Linked DNA regions of Mus musculus: all the other regions are linked to region 1. Evidence: chromatin loops called from intact Hi-C (ENCODE). Cell type or tissue: heart. All regions are shown on one strand.

Region 1 (4,000 bases):
TACATTTTAATGACCCAAAACATTTGGTTATTAATAGAATTTCTAAGAATAAGTTTTTCCTTATCTTTAGAAGGATAGTGTGTCTTTAGGAGTACCACTGACAAATTTTTGGCTTTTGTTGATCGGTAAACTTCTTTATTCTCCGACAGCAGAGGCCATCTGGTTTGTTGGAAGGGACGTGTAGGTTAGCTTATAGGAGCTGGAGAGAGGTAGTTGCTAAGGAACGACTGCGGAGGTGCTGGCCTCCAAAAGGTCTCCTCAGGGAATCTCCTCCTGTGTTGACATCCATGGCGTGGGGAGGCCAGTATGTCCTTGAACTTCACAAAGTCTCTTTTGGAACCTTCCACAGTGGGTGGTAAATTACCCCAAGTGGATGCCCTGTTCCTGGTCTAAGAGAGTTCATGGTTCATTTCTTTTCATAGAGTTAATGAGTGGTACATTTAAATGGCTTAGCCAGGAGAAACAGAACTTTTAATCCTCTTGAAATTAAAAGCAAGAAAAAAAGATTAAAGTATTTTGTTTTAAAAGGTTCTGTATATTTTTCTTCCTCCAGCTGAAGTTTCTTGTTTTCTTTTTTCTTTTTTCTTTTTTTCTCTTTTTTTACAGATCCCTAAATTTATTGTAATCCAAGTGAGGAAACAGAATATTGAGAATCAAAAGAAGGAAAGGAAAGCCATGAAGAAATTGCTGAAGAAAATGGCTTATGACCGGGAAAAACATGAAAAGCAAGATAAAACTGCAAATGGTGTAAGCAAATCCTGAGGGTTTATAATTATTGTGATTTAAGTCCTTCCACTGCAATGTTCTCCTGTTTACTGTGCCTCGGTAGGAATATAAATGAAGGAGACCAGTTTCTTTTCTTCTAATGACCAATATTGAAAGTTGGTCAGGTGTTAGGACTCAGTGTGGAGTTTAGTAATGGTGAACAAAGAAATAATGTCAAGAGAAGACTACCCTCAATTTTCCCCTTCAGGGAAACACACACACACACACACACACACACACACACACACACATACACATACACATACACACACACACACACACACACACACACACACATACACACACACATACACACACACACATACACACACACACACACACACACATACACACACACATACACACACACACATACACACACACACACATACACACATACACACCCATACACACACACACACATACACACATACACACACACACACATACACACACACACACACACACACACACACACACACACACTCCTTTTGTATCATTCAGATGCCCACTACTGAGTGAAATTCCTCAGCACTCCACTAAGCTTCATCCATAAGAATTCATAGAGAGACTTGACTGGATTGGGGGTATCTTGAGGCAGAAGATCAATCCTAGATCCATGAAAAGTATTTAAGCTTTGTAATTTGATCAGAGGAATTTTAACTTACATTATAGAGAAGAAAATTAAGATAAAAGATCTAGATTTACAAACTAGTGTAGGGATGGATATATTAAGAACCATGTTTACGAGAATGAAATATGCATGAAAATATATTTATGAATTGAGTTAGCCATGCTCTGGTGGCAGCTCTCAGAATGAGGGAGAGGCCTTCTATTGTTCTGCTTAAGGGAAAACACCCCTCGCCCCAACGGAAGTTGCTCAGTTGCATGCTGCCATCTTGTGGAAAACTATGAAAGTGCAGTTGTCAGCCTTTGACCAATTTTTCTCCTATGGTCTGCTATGGTTGGGGGATGAAGGAGGGGGGGTCTCTAAATTATATATATATTTGGCCCGAACCCATTTGTAGCTCTCTCTTAAAAATACTTTCTTAGAGATGTAAAAATGTTTTAAAAGTCAATTGTAAATATCTCTAAACGATACAAAATAGAAGTAAGGGAAATTATCAATGTTGTTTATAGTTGTTTTAGAACTTAATTTTAAAATAGGGCTAGAAAGGAATTGTTACAGGTCATTTTTCTTTCACTTTGGAGTGCTCTGATACCTCAAATACAATGTAAAGAGGGGACTGGCATTGTAGTCCTGGCTGTTCAAATTGAGGCCAAATTAAGTGCCCTTTCCTTTTCTGAAAAAAATTCAGATATTTAGCCAAATTCTGTTGATCCAAGATACCAAGTCCTAATCACCCATTAGCTTATTCAAAGAGGCCCAAAGCTGGATGCTTGCTTTCCCACCCTATACAGAAGTAGGCAGCTCAGACTAACTTGTGTGTGTATGTGTGTGTGTGTGTGTGTGTGTGTGTGTGTGTGTGTGTGTGTGTGAAGGAAGCCTGCGCCAGGTACTGCATACTAGGAAGCAGGCATCAGGAGGCTTCAGAGGGGCTCAAGCTTATTTGTGAAAACAAATCATCTCTGCAAGAAGAAAGAAGTGTAGACTGACTGCAGAGGGCATTCCTAGGGTCGCAGCCCCACACCTGGGGCCAGTTTGGACTATCTTTTAGATTGAAATTTTTAAATTCAATTCCAGAAATTTACCTTTCAGGTTGGCATCAAAGAATCAAGTTGGTATCTTAGAATCGTATACATAGGAAAAAATTATAAATGAGCAAACAAATGCACAAAATGAAATTTACTTGTGTATAGATGATTTTTTTTGTGAAAGCATCCATCCATCCATGCATCCTCTAGTGCTAGAACTGAAAAATCAAAACTGGAAGTTTTAGGCTAGGTTTTGTGACCAGTAGGAGGTTGCTACTGTCCAGCAAATGGCTGGCCCTGCAGCCGATCCCTTTGAGTGCAGTGTAAGCCACCTCACCCCCACTGCCTTGTATTTTATCACTTTTCTTCCTTGATTCTTCAGCTAAATCATCTTAATGTTCAGCCCAGGCCCTAAATGGTATGGCGGTGGTGGAGCACACCTTTAATCAAAGCACTTGGGAGGCAGAGGCAGGAGGATTTCTGAGTTCGAGGCCAACCTGGTCCACAAAGTAAGTTCCAGGATAGCCAGGGCTATAGAGAGAAACCCTATCTAAAAAACAAACAAGAAAGAAAGAAAGAAAGAAAGAAAGAAAGAAAGAAAGAAAGAAAGAAAGAAAGACAGACAGACATTACTGGACAAAATAGACCATCTCTATTAACCATGGAAGTGAACATTTTTAAGCAAAGTAAATACAAAATAAATAAATAAAAGTATAAACAGATTATATAGTATTTTACTGTGTTGTAGGCCATGCTTTTAATGTGTGTGTGTGTGTGTGTGTGTGTGTATGTTTATATAGGAAGGATGCAGGGGAGGGAGGACGGAATGAAGGAGGTAGGAAGAGAGAGAATATGTGATCATGTAGGAGACCCAACTATGGTCCAGGATGGACTGAAACTCACAAATAACAAAAGACAAATTGGAACTTCTGACCATCCTGCCTCAACCCCAGAGAGCTATATTGCAGATAAATACTACCATGTCCAGCTTCTATGCAGTGCCCAGTGGATTTGTTCATGCTAAACACACTACCCACTGAGCTGGATCACCAGCAACCCTCTTTGGTGTTAGTACAAAATATTGTGAATATAGCAAACAAAGTGTTTATTTCATTGAGTTTACCATAATTTCATCTTACCTCTAAATTCTCTCCAATCCATGGTACCTAGGAAATCCATTTATACTGATTATCATTTATCGAAAATAACCATTTCAATTTTCTTCTGCTACAAAAGTAAATTGGAGTAGGGAACTAAGAATTAAGTCTCCCTGTGGAGCCCCCAGCTGATGGGGGGGGGCTTATGCAAATAAGGTTGGCTTGGAACATAGGGATATACACCTGCCTCTGTCTCTAGAGCTATAGGATTAAAGACATATGCCACCATACCTGGCTTAAAAATATATTTTAAAAAGGGAGGGAGGAGGGGGAGAGAGAGTAAGGCAGACAGAAAAAAGAAAGAGAAAAAGAAAAGAAAAAAGAGAAAGAAAGAAAGAAAGAAAGAAAGGAAGGAAGGAAGGAAGGAAAGAAAGGAAAGAAAGAAAGAAAATTGGAGAGGAGCCTCTTGCCCTATCAACTTA
Region 2 (4,000 bases), 140 kb before region 1:
GAGTTTTGAGGCTTGTTAGGCCAAGTGCCTTTACCTGCTAAGCCAGCTCACTGACCCTCTGATCCGTGTTTCTTGTTTATATAGTCAAAATGATGGTATTCATAGGGAACTGCCTTGACTGATAATTTCAAGGCTAGCTCTACTTCCCTTTTTGCCCTCTGCCTACCCACGCAGCTGAACAGTCACTGATCTTTCTAATTAATTAGCATATTCACTTACATCCCACTCACTTTCTCCCTCCCAGTCATCCCTCCTACAATCCTCCCCCTTATCCTTTTTCCCCTTCTCTGAGTAGGCAGAGCCCCTTGGGTATCCCTGTACCCTGGCACATTAAGTCTCTGCAGGTCTAGGTGCTTCCTCTCCTACTGAGGCCAGATAAGGCAGTCCAGTGAGTAGAACACATCCCACATACAGGCAACAGCTTTTGGGATAGCTACCGACTACAGTTGCTCAGGATCCACATGAAGACCAAACTGCACATCTGTGGAGGCCTAGGTCCTTCCTGAGTATGCTTATTGGTTAGTGGTTCAGTCTCTGAGAGACCCAAACGGTCCAGGTTAGTTGACTGTTATTTTTCTGTGGCGTTCCTATCCCTTTTGGGTCTGCAATCCTTCCTCCTGCTCTTACATGAGGGTCCCCAAGCTCCATCCACTGTTTGACTGGGGTTGTCTGCAGCTATCTGAGTCAGCTGCCTCAATGAAGACTCTCAGAGGATATCCATGCTAGACTCTTGTCTGCAAGCATAACAGAGTATCATTAATAGTGCCAGGGTTTGGTGCTTGCCCATCGGATGTAGCAGAGACTGAGGGAATGGCCAACTAACTGGTCACTGATCTATCTTTCATCTCTATTCCTCTGTTCAGCTATAGCACTTCTCTGAGAGCAGTGGTTCTAAACTTGTGGGTCAAGACCCTTCGGGGGAAATAAGTGACCCTTTGACATAGGTCACATATCAGATAATCTGCATCTCAGATATTTATGTGGCATTCACATCAGTAGCAAAATTACATTTATGAAGTAGCAACGAAAATAATTTTATGGCTAGGGTCACCACAACACAAAGGTGTTAAAAGATCGTAGCTTTAAGAAGGTTGAGAACAGGGGTTGGAGAGATGGCTCCGTGGTTAAGAGCACTGACCACTCTTCCGAAGGTCCTGAGTTCAAATCCTAGCAACCACATGGTGGCTCACAACCACCCGTAATGCGATCTGATGCCTTCTTCTGGGGTGTCTGAAAACAGCTACAGTGCACTTACATAAAATAAAAAACCTTAAAAACAAAAAGTTGAGAACCACTGTCTTAGAGGTTAAACGTAAACAGTGCACAGTGCTTGGGCTTGCACACTGCTACTATTATGTGAGAGGTATGTGGAATTGCATGTTTTCTTTAACATCCATTAAAAAAAGAGTAAGACTCCTCCTTTATTAGAGCACCAGTGCTGCTCTCTTTCCCATTGTGTGAAGATTTAGTTAATATATGAAGTGCTGAGAACAGTGCCTGCGGAGGTTAATCCCTCAGCCATTAGCCGGCCAGTAATGCCTCTCCGAGACAAAAGGAGCCCAGTATTTATGCTCCTGTCCAGTCCGGCCGTGAGCTGTCTGAACTCGGCACTGGGCTTTGTGTATCTCAGGCGGCAGAAATCAGTCAGTACAGGGTGTCCACGGGGACACAGGTGAACTTTGAGTGTTTCCCAAGAGAAACATAGAACACCCACCCTCTCTCCTTTTATAACTATTTCAGCTGAAGGATCGAATGTTTAATATGAATTTCTATTAAAAAACCAAATTCCTGATCTCAGAGTGTTTATTGTATTTTGACTGGTTATCACTGGCGCCCCCTGCAGGATTGATGAAGTATTTTCTTGGCCTGCCTCGGCTTGGCTGGGAAATCCTCTGAATGCTTTGTGATTTGGCAGCATACTGCAGCTCTGCAGTAGGAGGCCTGCAGAGAGCATTTTCTACCCGCCGTAAGGTTACCTGGGCATTCCAGGGTGGTGGAAAGGCATGTGATAAGGAAAAGAGGATATGCTAGGGATGGAGAAATGCTCTGTCTGGCCTACTTCGGAATCCCTTACCACTCTTTGGTGGTATCCTCTGATGCCAGGAGTTGAGCTTCTCTTCTTCAAAATGGTGGGCTGTCACAAAGCTTATTGGTGAGTACGAGCAGCAAGGCATCTGGAGAATCCACTGTAGTGTCTGTCCCACACTACACATGTTTAGTATCCGCTCCCGTCCAGTTTACAGGGTAACCCAAGCTCATCCCCACTGGCTCTGCTAAGGGTAAGGCTTTCTTTTGTTTAAGCATGTCCTTTGCTGCAGAGGGATTTTTTTTTTTTTTTTTTTTTTTTTTTTTTTTTTTGTCTTTCAGCCAGCAGGTGGCAACCAAATTAAAGCTAAAAGCTCATCTTATTTCAACATGGGTAAAAACATTGGCTTTTGCATGACGAAATGGCAGGTTGGACAGAGAGCATTTGGAACTGAAGGAGTGACACCAAGGGAGTGCTCTCCACGCTAGACCATGGGTGCCGAGGCTGGCTTTCCTGGGCCTCCCTTTGATTTCGGTTTCTGTATATCCGAGATCCTGAAGGATCCTGCTTCTTACGACACTGTACTGTAAGTAAAATGACTCGCATGGGGAGTGAGTCCTAAGTTGACATGACAGGCTCCCTGGACAGATCAATGCTGTTTGTGGGTTTGCATATTTTGAGGTTTTAATTTATCAAACGGCGAAAATGTCACTGCTATCCTGAGTATTGCCACCATGAAAACACACACAGCATAGTTCATGGCACACAGCGCATACATGATTGAGCTGCACAGATTAAATGACTTATGCTATGCTTATAGACACATGTCCGGTGGATCATGGGATCACATGTAGTCTGACTAACCCTTTCCTCATTGGATGAGGACGTGGAGACCTAGAATGGTTAATTTCTATAAAGTTACAGAGATTAATAATAATAATAATGATTATTATTATTATTATTGATTACAAATTGTGGAAAGCACAATTCCCAAAGCCAATAGTTTTAATTTTCCCCCCAATACCCCAGGGTTCCTCATTATTTCTCACTGGTGTTTGATGGTACTGAGCCTGGCTTGCCATTGAGGGCTAACTGCCCTGTTTTTAAAGACTGGCCAGGATGGGCAGTGTGGTACCACCATAATGGCTGTATTCAGAAGTGTCCCGAGTCACCATCACATGATACGTGCTGCTAGCTAAGGTCCCTTGAGATAAAGTCAGTCCTGAACAGAAAAGATAACCCCTAATACTAGTTTTCTCTCTCAATGCCAGTCAGCCCTGGCTACGTGTCTCTCCATTAGAAGACGATTCCCACTGACTATTGTACCAGTGCCGTGTGATTATCTGATTGGCCAGTAGATACGTCTATTGCTGTATTCTAGGGAAAAGAACCAACACCATGAACTTGCTTACTAGCTGATCTGAAGGTTTGCTAGGGATTTGCCAAGTCCTCTAAAGGAGTAGCCAGAAAGGCAAACATTTCCTTTGTTTAGCTTGCTGCTTACCACTCTTGGTTTTATGGTATCCATAGAGGGAAGGGAGGGCTGGTCAATCTCTCTTTGCTTAGCTGATGACTGTTACCATGTAGCTGCCAGTGTGAGGTCTATTGGTTACCACGCAGATGGTGGTCCATGTCTGTCAACCGATCATGGATTCATCATATTGGAGATAAAAGAAGTTTGGAAGGGTCCCCAGTGGAAAGTGGCCCACTTTTTTTTATCTTATGTTTAACTCTCCCTGCCTGCCTGCCCCACCCCCTGTGTGTGCATATGTATGTGTGTATATATACTCCTGTGGTTGCATACATGTTCCTGGGTAAGTGCAGATGCATGCAGAGAGGTTATACAACAGCAGAATGTTAGTCTTTACCTTACATCTTGTTAGAGACAGGGTCTGTCTTCTGTTGGTTACCACTGTGTGTGCTAGGCTGGCTGGCCCATCAATTCTTGAGATTCTCCTGCTTCTGTTGGCCACC
Region 3 (4,000 bases), 400 kb before region 1:
AAAGGGAAACACCTGTATCTCTCCACACACGGGCTCTGTAGTCACTTATGGGAGATCTGCTGGCTGCTGATTTAGTGAGAAAGAACGATGTGGGAAAAGGCACAGAAATAATTTATAGGGTCCCCCCCCCCTCTAGGATGCTTTCATCTTGAAATCATGTTTGGACCGGAAACACGTTACCCACAGAGAAACAGACATGCTAACAGTGATGATAGTCAAGACAGCAGTTAGTAAGGGTGAAGAACCTCGTGTTAACTGGATTATTTCTTAAAATCTCAAAGCTTTTTTTTTTTTTAAGTTTCAATTTTAAGATGGTCTGAAGAGGAAGAAGAGTTAAAAATAAACAAATTTCTCTTTATATTATCTATAACTAGGAGCCAGATCTTAGTTTCTGATCCATTCTTCAATAAAAAGAAAGGGGGGTTCAGCTTAAGAACGGGTGGTTACACGGCGGAAGCAAATGTGTACAGAGTAATGGAAACATTTCAGAGACGCAGAAGGCAGCCCGAAGGAGCTTTCAGTGCCAGAATTGGAACAATGAGACTCAAGATAACAACAACAAAAAATGTTATATTGGGTTATCCAAAATATAAAAATAAATACCCATTATCCCCGTGATATAAATAGCTAAACACATAAGTCGATGGACGTGGGGGATGTGGCTGGCTCCTCTAGAAACGCCTCAGTTTTAAGTTCTGTGGTCCTCCAGGGACCACACTTCAGTGTGGGCTTTGCATTTGAATAAATGCGCATGTGCAGGGGAAGACAAGGTAGGTTGCAAGAAGCCTCGCCAGGGCACCGTCTTTAGATGGCCAGGGTGATCTCCTGTGGCAAGACTTGTTGATTTTAGAAATACTTGGTGTCTTGTGGAGAGACTGACATCAGACAAACCAAACTGAGGTGCTGCCAGACAAATACCGCACCAGTTCCCTGCAGAAACGCTGAAGTCTTCAACCATGAGGAAAGCCCAAGAAACAGGCACGAGGAGGGTGAGACACTGGGACTGAGATGTTGTCTTGAGAAGGACCATCGGAAGGAAATAGGAGGAAAAGTCAGAGAGCTGAATAGGAGATGTACTTTAATTGCTAATAAAGAACCAATATTTGCTTTTTAATTGTGATAATTAGGCTTCAGGGACCTTAGATTCTAACATAGGAGTTTGGGTATTAGGGTACATGGAAACTTTCTTCTTTGAATTTATTTTTGTGAATATAAAGCTATTTACATTAGACTTTAATTTAAAAGAAAAAATGAGATATCTAAAATCAGTAAAAGTTGATACGATTACTTTTTTAATTTAAAAAATTAGATCTATTTATTTTATGAGTATGAATGTTTTGCCCGTTGGGTATGTATGGTTACCATGTATGTGCCTGGTGCCTCCGAGGTCAGAACAGTTGTGAGCCACCACCGTGTGAGTGCTAGGAATTGAACCCAGGATCTTTATAAGAGCAGCAAGCACTCTTAACCACTGAGCCATCTCTCCAGTACTGCAATTCTATTCGATAAGTGATAAGAGGAACATAAACACTACAATAATAAAACTGGCATTATAATTTGCTTCTGTTCACTATCTGGTTACTGAGTTAGATATAGCATGCTTTCTAGCTCATGTTAGGTCCTACATCATCTGAGCAATAGGCAGTAATACTGCCAGCAACCGCTGCTATTTCTCTCCTTGTATGCTGTGAACTTTTACCCAGAGCTGCTCCACTACCCACCTGCTCAACCCCAATTTTAAGAACTTGAGACATTTTGAAGTTTTCTAGCCATGTTGCTTATAAATCTGCTGTACCTTTTTTTTCTTTTTTCTTTTTTTTTTTTAATGGACGTTTATGGTACAATCTCATTATTATAATTTTCCTGTTTTGTCACATGTGATAACCAATGTTAGATTTTAAAAATTTCCTATCTGTGGAGTGATTCCTCAAATTTTATGTAAATGTGAAATGATGAAAAGTAAGTAGATCAATGAATTCTCACTTTATGTACTTTGAAATTATGTTAACTCCTTAAATGGAAATCAGTCTTAAAGGCGGAAGGGACAAATGTATTCGAAACTGTTCCTGCTACTGCCACATGGTGGCGCCATGTCAGCTGGTGAATGTTAAACTTTGGCAAACTTTGGATTAGTCTTCAGTTGATTAAGAACTGTTTGATCTGCGCAGGAATGCACAGTTGTGCTCTGGCCTCCATTTCACAGAAGAGATAACCAGAGTCCAGACAAGTAATTACTATTCAAAGTCCACCCGGAGGTCTGCTACTGAACCAGGAGTACAATGTACTTCCTGTCTCTTTGGTCTGGAAGCGCATTTTCTTCGTCATCTCCCTCTACCCGCACCCCCACCCCGCCCCCATGGGTAGATGTGTGTGGGTGTGTTTGAACAAGTGTCTGGGTATGCATGTGGAAGCCAGGGGTCAACTCGGGGATTCTACCTTAATCATCCCCATTTATTTTTTGGAATAGGATGTGTCACTAAACAGAGTTTGCTGATTCGTCTAGACTTCCTGGCTAGGGATTCTCAGAGATCCATCGGAGAGGGGATGGCAGGTGTGTACAAAATATACCAAATCTGTTTTTGTTTTTGTTTCTTTTTCTCTTCCTTTCCCTCTTTCTCTCTCTCTCTCTCTCTCTCTCTCTCTCTCTCTCTCTCTCTCTCTCCCTCCCTCCCTTCCTCCCTCCCTTCCTTCCTTTGTTCTTTTCTTTTCTTTTCTTTTCTTTTCTTTTCTTTTCTTTTCTTTTCTTTTCTCTTTAAGGCATGGGTACTGGGGGATCTGAACTCACTGTACAAACTGAACTAGCATCTATGCCCACTGTATAGAATATATAACAACAGCCACATTTCCACCAAGAAAGGTTTTTGGGTTGTTGTTGTTGTTGCCATGAATCTCATAATATTACCTTCAAGTCCTTTATTATTATTATTATTATTAATTATTGTTTCATGCAATTTTCTTTTGCTGTTTCTCTTAAAGCTTCTATGGCAGGCTTTTACTTAGCAAAATGTTTCAAGTGCAACAAAACCTTTAAGTATCACTGGAAGAATTGACTGGAATTAACAATTTGACTTGGAAGTACTCTCATAAGTTATTGTTAAATGAAAACTTAAAAAGAAAATAATTCTAATAGCATCATTCCTGGTTTATAAGTTAGAACATGGCAAAATGTCCTGTGTAGCATGTATGTAAATGTTCATGTCTGTATGGACATGAGTGCAGCAGAAGCTTGGAGTGTTACACGGAGTTCGATCTAAATATTTATTTTATAGTTACTATAAATAAAGAGAAAGAAACCTGGAAATCTGGAGAAGCTGTGGTAAAAACAACATATGAACTGTCAAGTCATTAATTCTCCCTCCAAAACAAACAAACAAACAAACAAACAAACAAACAAAGTTAAAATCAGAATTGGGCAGCTTACATAAAACAAAAATACAAGTTATTTTTCACATCTAAAATATATTGACTCTTGTGTGTTCCAATCCTTCTGAAACCAGGGATCAAATCCAGGGTCCTAAGTGACTAGGCAAATCCTCTGCCACTGAGCAACACACACACACACACACACACACACACACACACACACACACACACACGGGAAGCCACATGTGCCGTTGCAGAGTGGTGCTGGCTTCTGCTGGCCACCAAGCATAAGTTTGGGTAAACAACCAATGTGCGCACGTGCATAAGAGTTTTTTGCCGACTCACTGCCTGGCCTGATGCATATTAATGAGGTACTGGTAGCATAACCAATCAGGTATCGACATGTCATTCCTAGGCCTATATAAGCAGCACCACTTCTGGGCTCTGGGTCTTCCTCTTCATGCTGAAGCTAGTGTAATAAAGCATTGTTGCAGAAGGATCCGGTTGTCCACGTGTGTTCTTGCTGGCGTGTGTTCTTGCACATGCTTATTTATATTTAAAAACCAGAGAAATGCAAATTAAAACCACAACAAGATTCCATTTTGAATTTATGCGAATAGCAAACAATGGTATAGCA
Region 4 (4,000 bases), 180 kb before region 1:
CCACTTGCATCTAAGAAACGCAGAGATGAGTACAGTTAAACAGCTTGCTCTAGAAGACACATTGTTTTCCTTCCATGTGGGATCCCATTTTAATGGCTTGTAAGAAGAGCTGCAGCTTCTCCTCATTGTTGTAACGTTCCTGAAGTTTTGTCTACATGGGGACAGTTTTTGTGTGCATGCTAGACCAGAGTTCTACAAAGCTGCATTGCTGGAACTAAAACCTGTTCCTTGCCTTGCCCCGGAACACTAGCTCTGTAAATTCCTCCTCTAAGACTTTAGTAATATGTAGAAGTTCTACTATGTATCCTATATAGACAGCAACATTGTGCTATGTCCAGACTGGGCTACATTGTGTTGTGTGTTGACAGCTACATTGTATTGTGTGTAGATAGCTACATTGTGTCACACTTAGACAGCTATGTTATGTCATGTGTAGGTGGCTACATTGTATCATATGTAGATATCTATATTGCATTGTGCATTCAGGTAGCCAATAAGATGCAGGAGGAGGCCATGCTCTCTTGCCTTTCAGACTGTGATTAGAATAACAGTAAGTGCAAGCATGGTAGGGAGTAGACGGCAAGGATAAAGGAAATGATTATTTTTAAAACCAAAGACTTGAAGATTTTTCAAACAGGCGACAGTTGATCTGGTATGGCAATGTGTTCCTGTATTTCAACTACTCAGGAAGGCAAGGCAGGAGGATCTCAAATCTTAGGTGAGTCTAGGTTGCATGATGAGATCCTGTCTCAAAAAAAAAAAATCAAAGTTCTTAGAATAATATGGCAGAACACACTAACACATTTTTCTAGTTATTTGTGAATAAGCAACTCAATCTCTATACTGTAGCAGACTTTTATGGAATTTAGATTTTGGTAAATATTGGTTCTGGGACAGTATTAGTACATGTACCAAGTAAATGACATTTTATTGTTTGACTTAAGCTTATAGCTAATACTTAGGATGTTCTATATATGGTAGCTGAGATACTGTGCATGGTAGGTGAGGTATATGCGTCAATACACTCATAAGATAAAGCAATGCTGGTTAATAAGCCTATTGGAGAGATATTAAAATGTCTTCATAGAATTTTACGTATAAAGCCTGAAGTCACTGAGCCAGTAAGTGTGAAGAATGATGGGCTGAGTCCACACTGCTTAAATGCCCACTGCTCTTGCCCGTGACACTGTACTGCTCTATTAACCCAGGGGAAGAGCTATAAGCAAGCAATGCTGCAAGCGTTAGTTAACAGCCCGTGTTTAAGTTGTCCAGGAGGGTCACAATACTTCTGTGTTAGAGGTGGCTGTTGCTCAATAATGCCATCATTGATCATGAGCTCTGTTAAGGACTTAGTATTCTCTCAAAAGCGTTTCCCATGACCACTGTCAGAGATAGCTATGATGTATAGCTGACCGATATTATACCTACTTTATAGATGATGAACTGCAGTTGAATGAAGTATATACATTCCCAAAATTCTCAGTTATTGGTCTGTCTAACCAAAAGTATATTACTACTTGTGTGTGTGTGTGTGTGTGCGTGTACCTGTGTGAGTGCATGTGCACGCGTGTGTCTGTGGAGGTGGGGGTATGTACACGTGTATATCTGGGTACATATACAGAAGCCACAGAAAGATATCAGATGCTATGCTACTTTAGATTAAGTCTTACATCTCCTGCCCTGTATTATTCCCTGAGACAGTGTCCCACACTGCTAGGCCATCAGACCAGAAGCCCTAGCCAGCCTCCTGTCTCTGGCATCCATATCGATTGGATTCCAGGCATGCACCACCATGCCTGGCTTTCTCATAGGTGCTGGGACCTCAGTTCAGGTCTTTATTCTTGCACAGCAAGTTTCTTTATCCACTGAGCCAATTCTCTGGGCCCCCATTACTTAATTTTTTAAGTGAATATTTCATGTTCCTCGGTTTTGTTCTGCTGAAATCCTTCATTGGTAATGATGAGCAGTAGACATCAATAGAAAAAACAAGACTGTCCCTCCATGTCCCAGAACAAAGTCAAGTACCTGATCTATTAGTAATTATCTGAGTATCACTGCCAGAAAGCAGCGACTTCACTTCATGGGAAAGAACAAAGGCAGAGCATTGAATTAGGTTTGTTCTTTGTGAAATCAGGCTTCCATTTTCCTAGCCAGGCTTCCACAGGAAAACTTAGTGAAATATTCTCCCAATGGCCACAAGATGGCGGTGAGAACAAAAGAGACAGTGAAATTTATAAACCACATGCAACCCTCCTTTCAAACAGTTGTAGAATTTATTTTCTATGTGTCTCGTTGAATTCAGACTAATAACCAATGTCAGAAATATCTGACCTTCTATTTCTCCAATATGAAACTGTGTTTTATTTCCAATTTGGAATGGAACTTTGATAAATTTGAGAAAATAGCCAATTCTTTCTTTCTCTTTCTTTCTTTCTTTCTTTTTTTTTTTCTTTTTTTCTTTTTTCTGAAGATTAGCCAAAAAAAGAGAGCTCCTGGCATCATGCCTATTCAATAACTTTGGCCATCGCTGTAGCAAAATTATAGTAAATTGAATGTACGAAAAAAATAAGAGTCCTGTGAGCTCTACAAAATGAATTTCTATGCTATTTTGGATGACAATATATTTATTATCAGTAATATAGACTTCTGACATTACACAAAAAGTAGAGTCAAAATTCTCCCAAACTTCATGTTCAGAGATGAAACCAAAAACATAGGAGACTTTGTTTCTAGGCTGTGAAACTGGCCGATTGTGGTAATTTATTCTTATATCAACTATTACATATAATTTTAATTTTAAACATTCTCTTATTTATTATATATGTTATCATTTATGTGTGGGATCAGAGGCATGCAAGTGTCAGGGCACAAGTGTAAACCTCAGAGGACAACTTGAAGTTGGTTCTCTTTATCTAACACATAGAAGCTGGGAATCAAACTCAGGCCTTCAGGCGTGGTGGCAAACCCCTCTCCTCTCTGAACCACCTTGTTGTCATATAATTTTAATTTCTTCACTCTATCATCCCTGCCTCTTTTGAGACTTAGACTCTAGGGAAACAAGTGGAGTGAAAAGGTAAAAAGTAGAAAACAAAAAGCTAAAGGCTAAGGAAAACTATTGTGTAGCTGAGTTAAAGACTGAGTGTTTCTGTTAGATGCCTTAATTTGACCAGACCCATATAATTTTGCTTCATATACCGTATATCTCATATACCATAGAAAGAATGGCCATCAAGGTTAGAAGGATCGGTCTGAGCTCTGTCCTTTAATAAAATTAAGAGCTTTCTAGTGTAGAAGAACGATGGCGTCAGGAAGGGACTATGGGAAGAGTTGTCTTTCAGAATCACAGCTGCAGGGTGAAGCCATGAAACTCAAAGTAAGGGTGAGCCAATGGTTTCAAAGCAAGTCTGCGACTTGACCTATCACATGCTAACTGTGACTACTATTTGATGCTGTTTGGCTTCTCTCACTTAACTCCCCTCTCAGTTCTATGATGAAGGGGGCTTGAATATCTAATCTATCATCCATCTATCTATCCATCCATTCATCTGTCTATCATCTATCTATCTACTGATGGCCTAAGGACATCCTGCAGTCAGCCCACGTTCAGGTGGTTGCCAAGTGATGGCGCCAGCTCTAATTTCTTAAGGCCTGAGACATGGGAGCACATCCGTGCCATCTTGTAGAGACAAGTGATAATCACACATTCGAATTAGCATATTCTTCAGCTGTTGTCTCACCTCTCTGGTCCTTTGTCTTTCCCTCCATACCCCATTGACCCTAGAAAAAGAGATCACTTCAAAAATGTTGAAGCATCTCTGGGGCCCCCTGACCAACAATGAGACAAAGGATTTTTTTTTTTTTTTTTTTTTGTAACTTATGGCCCTTGAGGAGGGAGGGCCAGTTTTCTTCAGCACTGTGGTCCATGGTAGGTTGTCTGTTCTCCAGTGTATGCAACTCCCCATCCATGAGCAGCACTGACTAGACCCAGATGAAGAGAGAG
Region 5 (4,000 bases), 120 kb before region 1:
GCAAGGTATGGTTCTAAGAATAGCACTTGGGGACAGAAATAGGAAAATCTATGGTTTGAGACCAGCCTGGTCTACACAGAAAGTTCCAGGCCAGCCAGGGCTATTTCATCTAAATGTGTGTTGTGTGTGTGTCTCTGTGTGTGTGTGTGTGTAAAATAATAAAATATATATCAAGCAAAATGTTTCAATTGAGATTGTCACATATATCAAAGAGCAAGAATTTTTGTTTTTAATTTTTAGGACTAGGAAACCCAGAAAATGATTTTTTAAAACTGATGTTTGAACTTGCTTTTTTCAGTTGACTAAACAAGGCGGTATCTAGGTGGGCATCTCCTGGCACTTACTATCTTATTTTGGTCAAGATATTTCACCTGTCCACTGGCTATACTCTTTCTAATAATATTCTCTCTCTCTCTCTCTCTCTCTCTCTCTCTCTCTCTCTCTCTCTGTGTGTGTGTGTGTGTGTGTGTGTGTGTGTGTGTGTGTGTGTATCTGTGTCTGGCACAAGCTGGAGTATTCTTGGGCATACCCCCAACCCCACCACTGGAAAGTAATAGGTTCTCAGCAAATGTTGGAACTTCTTATTTTGACTATTAACTTTTTTTTTTTTTTTTTGGTTTTTCGAGACAGGGTTTCTCTGTATAGCCCTGGCTGTCCTAAAACTCTGTAGACCAGGCTGGCCTCGAACTCAAAAATCTGCCTGCCTCTGCTGGGATTAAAGGCCTGCGCTACCAAGCCCAGCTGACTGTTAACTTTTAACAGGCATTAGGTAGACAGTTTAAAGTTTATTTTTCCCAAATAGTGTTTGATTAAAAAAAAAAAAAAAAAAAAAAAAAAAAAAAAAAAAAAAAAAAGGTGTGCTTGATATTGCAGGGCACACAATAACACAGTATATTTTGTAGCGGAAAGCAAAGCCTTTCTGGTGGGCCAGATGGCATTGTGACCTTTGATTGGGCTTCTTGGTTTGGCTGTGGTGAATGTCGAATGCCTGAAGGGGTTAAGGAATGCCTTCCTTGAGTGATGCGAAGCAGCAGAAATAATCAGGTAGTAGTAACACATGGGGAAGGGAAAAGACTCTGTCCTAACCACGGTTTCCTCAGGCCCCCTTAACAACTGCTGCTGCTGCAGCGGCGGCTGCTGCAGCCTGGGATTGCCGGGTTTAAACAAAGCTGTGAGTCACACACAGCCTGTAACTGCAGGGCCAGGAAGCTCTGCGGGAGAGGCCACGCCTCTCTCCCTGTGAATCGCTGGCCCGGACAGGGGAGGGGCTGGCCCTTGCTAATGAGCAAGTTGGTCAGGCGAGACAGGAACTTCATTCCCCTCTGTGTCAGAATCCCAGAAATTATGCCCCTTCTCTCACCATGAACTGGCTATCGAGTTCCTCGGGAGTTGTGCTAACTGCTTACCACCCCAGCGGCAAGGACCAGGTCGCTGGGGACAGCCATGTAAAGGGAGGCGACGAAGCCACCTCCAGGTAAGGAGGAAAAACAAAAACCCTCTACCTGCCCAAGGAACAAAGTGACAGGGAAGTTGTCAAGAGCGGAGAGAATCACCTCTGTACTTGAAGCCTGACCTGACGCTGCAACATAGGCGGTTGGCTAGTTCTTTGCATCTCATTTACTCGAGTGCAAGAGCCCTTCTGGTTACCAGTGGAGGATGGGGGGAGTCGGGGGCGGGGGTGTGTGGGAGGTGACTCTGTGGCGCTCCGACCAGTTGCTTAGCAGGTGCATGTGCAAATACTGACTGATCAAATGACTGTATCGGAAACACTCTCTGGGAGATGGAATTCTTGAATGGGCTCAAAACGCCGCTGGAACTGTTAGCTGGGAAAGTCTGCCAAATAGCAGGGAGGCTGGTCACTCTTCTTGCTGTTTTGAGAGTGGCACCCTCCTCCTCTCTCTGAAAGCAGACCGCTTGGGCAAAATGCCCAAGTCAGTGGCCTGTGGCTGTGCTGTTCGCATTCTTCAGTGTGTGTAGATTACTCGCACAGCCAAACACACCCCTCCCTGCACTCTTGGGATTTCAAAGGGGAGTTTTTGTCAGCAGGCAGTAAGTACTCTGTTGGTAGAAGGAGCGTGGTTAATGTAAAATCACTTTATAGGCAGATAGGGCAAACGTTCTATAGACCATTGAGTCGCAGAGTCCTCTCTGCCTCTCTGTGTACTTTGTTCTGTTTTTCAAGGTTGGTTTTTCCCCTGCCTCTTCCTTTCTCGCCTTAATGACCTTCTCCCTAGCTGAAACCAGTAATCTCCAGTCTTAGATAGAAATTGCAAACATTGGCCTGGAAGATTGAAAAAAAAAAGTTATCAGTAAGTCCAATTCCATCTTGATATTAAAGGTGATAATGAACACTTTATTGTTCCTGGGTACTTCACGCCTGTGCCTTCCAAAGAAAAGAATGCCTTCTTTCATTGGTTTCCCAAATCCTTAACCGCGTGGGGCGTGTGAAAAATCAAAGGAAAGGTTAGACCTTGCCTGGGGAACTTTGCTTCTTACTTGTTGCCCTCTGTATGGAGGCCATTGGATAAACTCATTTCCAAAGTTCAAAGGGAGTGGTTGCTTTGGGGCTACACATGTAACCATTTTGTTTCCTTTGAGATTTATCAAGCGTTTCCATGCATGCTTCTGCAGGACAGTAAAATATTCATCTTTTAGCAGCAAGCAGCCAGCAACAGCAAACCAACAGTAAGCAGCCCTAGCTTGTCTTCCTTCTGACAGTTAAAATAGCCCAAACTGTGAGCTCCCAAGTTCTTCATTTGTCACTGGCTTCAGGCTGGGTGGGCTTGAGGACTGAGCTGAGTCTTGGGTCTCCGTTGTGAGAGTGAATTAAAAGCGCTGGGACTTTGGGTCCCAACCTTCATCCCACTGTTCAGACTCAAACTCCAGAAATCCCGCTCAGGTGTAGCAAAGTCTCTTAGGGGAAGCTTGTGCATGAAACTGTAGCCATTCTTTCCCATCCATCTTTGCAAGTTTGTAGTTTGTTGTGGGAGGTTTAGACTTGAGCAGGTGGAACAAATGTGTGTATTGTGTTGTTTCCAGCTATTGCAGAAGCAGAGCCAAGGTGGGCAGAGAAAACAGGGTGAGCAGTAGGCCTTGGATATGTGTCAGGACACATCTCTAGATGGGCTGTAAAAGACCTTTCAGCTAGCCGCCAAAATGCTCACCAACCATTTTCTGGGACTGCCTTTTCATGAGGGATAGGTAGTGATGCTGGGGTGTGGGGAGAAGGTCAAAGACTGGTTTGAGGCAGGAGGGGAGGGGGAAGCAGTCTTCATTAATTTTTACCCTGAAGCTTAGTAACATATCAGCTAGCACAGTGTAACTTTGGGAGGTTCCTTGTTTAGCCTGGAAGAGGTTAAGATACTGGAGTTGGCATGAAGTAAGGCTTCCTGGAGTGAGGGGGGATTTGAGCAGTGGAACAGATAGGGCTAGTAGTGACCTCCTAAGGATGGCCATAATGGATGGGGCTATGTGTGGATTGGCTGGCTGGTAGTTTAAGCATTACGAAGTTGCTCCAAGATTTCAGTGATTGTTGATGCCTATTTTGTAAACAAAACTGAAGTGAAACTCATATAAAGAGGCTAATTAGATCCTGCATGTCCTCATATCTATTTAAAAGTAGCGGGAGGTAGCTCAAAATTCTGACCTTGTTTATCAAAGAATTTCATTTATTCTAAATTATATGTGTATATAATATATAACATGTATATACATATATATGTTATGTGCATATACTCATATTTTATATATAACAGCAAAATATAAAGGGTTATATTTATGATTTCAGATGTTTATAGAAAATGTTTTGATTTTTAACTTTCTCTTGCCAAATCATCCTTTCAGGATGATGAGAAGTTAATACTTTGGTGAGCAGTCTGATATCATAGAACTTCTTATATTACATTACCTCGATTAGAATTCACTCCCGGATCCCAGATTGAAGAATTCCTCTCACTCCTGTTTGAAGCCTCCCAGTTGGAGAATCCTGATTTATGTTTTC

Evidence for each region. A loop is a pair of places that touch in the nucleus more often than their neighbours do. Peaks named below come from ENCODE experiments on the same cell type or tissue, not always from the same donor. Only the 100,000 strongest peaks of a DNase experiment are listed, where the experiment ranks them.
Region 2: it touches region 1 in a loop (7-fold over the local background); 23 of 42 quality-filtered maps call a loop at or near these places.
Region 3: a loop joins it to region 1, with 5 times the contacts of the local background. A loop is called at or near these places in 26 of 42 quality-filtered maps.
Region 4: it touches region 1 in a loop (12-fold over the local background); 38 of 42 quality-filtered maps call a loop at or near these places.
Region 5: a loop joins it to region 1, with 1.9 times the contacts of the local background. A loop is called at or near these places in 2 of 42 quality-filtered maps.

The regions. Positions count from the first base shown.
Region 1 is chr10:26,889,126-26,893,125 of GRCm38, forward strand. Arhgap18 (Rho GTPase activating protein 18) reads left to right here. Exons shown (of 15, transcript NM_176837.2): 12 at 607-747. Among named protein-coding and RNA genes, the nearest start is that of Gm30534, 75 kb to the right of the region's middle. In heart, CTCF peaks have their summits at 1,667 (motif pointing left) and 1,891; no DNase peak of the experiment used is centred here; H3K27ac peaks cover 193 bases.
Region 2 is chr10:26,750,891-26,754,890 of GRCm38, forward strand. No RefSeq gene overlaps it. Among named protein-coding and RNA genes, the nearest start is that of Arhgap18, 20 kb to the right of the region's middle. In heart, CTCF peaks have their summits at 1,831 (motif pointing left) and 2,405 (motif pointing right); a DNase peak (open chromatin) is centred at 1,911.
Region 3 is chr10:26,492,370-26,496,369 of GRCm38, forward strand. Gm30034 (a long non-coding RNA gene) reads left to right here. Exons shown (of 6, transcript XR_871559.3): 4 at 2,468-2,551. Among named protein-coding and RNA genes, the nearest start is that of Gm30034, 60 kb to the left of the region's middle. In heart, a CTCF peak has its summit at 2,077 (motif pointing right); no DNase peak of the experiment used is centred here.
Region 4 is chr10:26,709,075-26,713,074 of GRCm38, forward strand. All of the region lies in intron 1 of Gm48893 (a long non-coding RNA gene), which reads left to right. Among named protein-coding and RNA genes, the nearest start is that of Gm48893, 16 kb to the left of the region's middle. In heart, a CTCF peak has its summit at 2,200 (motif pointing right); no DNase peak of the experiment used is centred here.
Region 5 is chr10:26,771,223-26,775,222 of GRCm38, forward strand. It overlaps Arhgap18 (Rho GTPase activating protein 18), which reads left to right and starts at 1,290. Exons shown (of 15, transcript NM_176837.2): 1 at 1,290-1,474. The coding sequence starts at 1,362. In heart, a CTCF peak has its summit at 2,476; DNase peaks (open chromatin) are centred at 1,229 and 1,919; H3K4me3 peaks cover 2,045 bases; H3K27ac peaks cover 2,179 bases.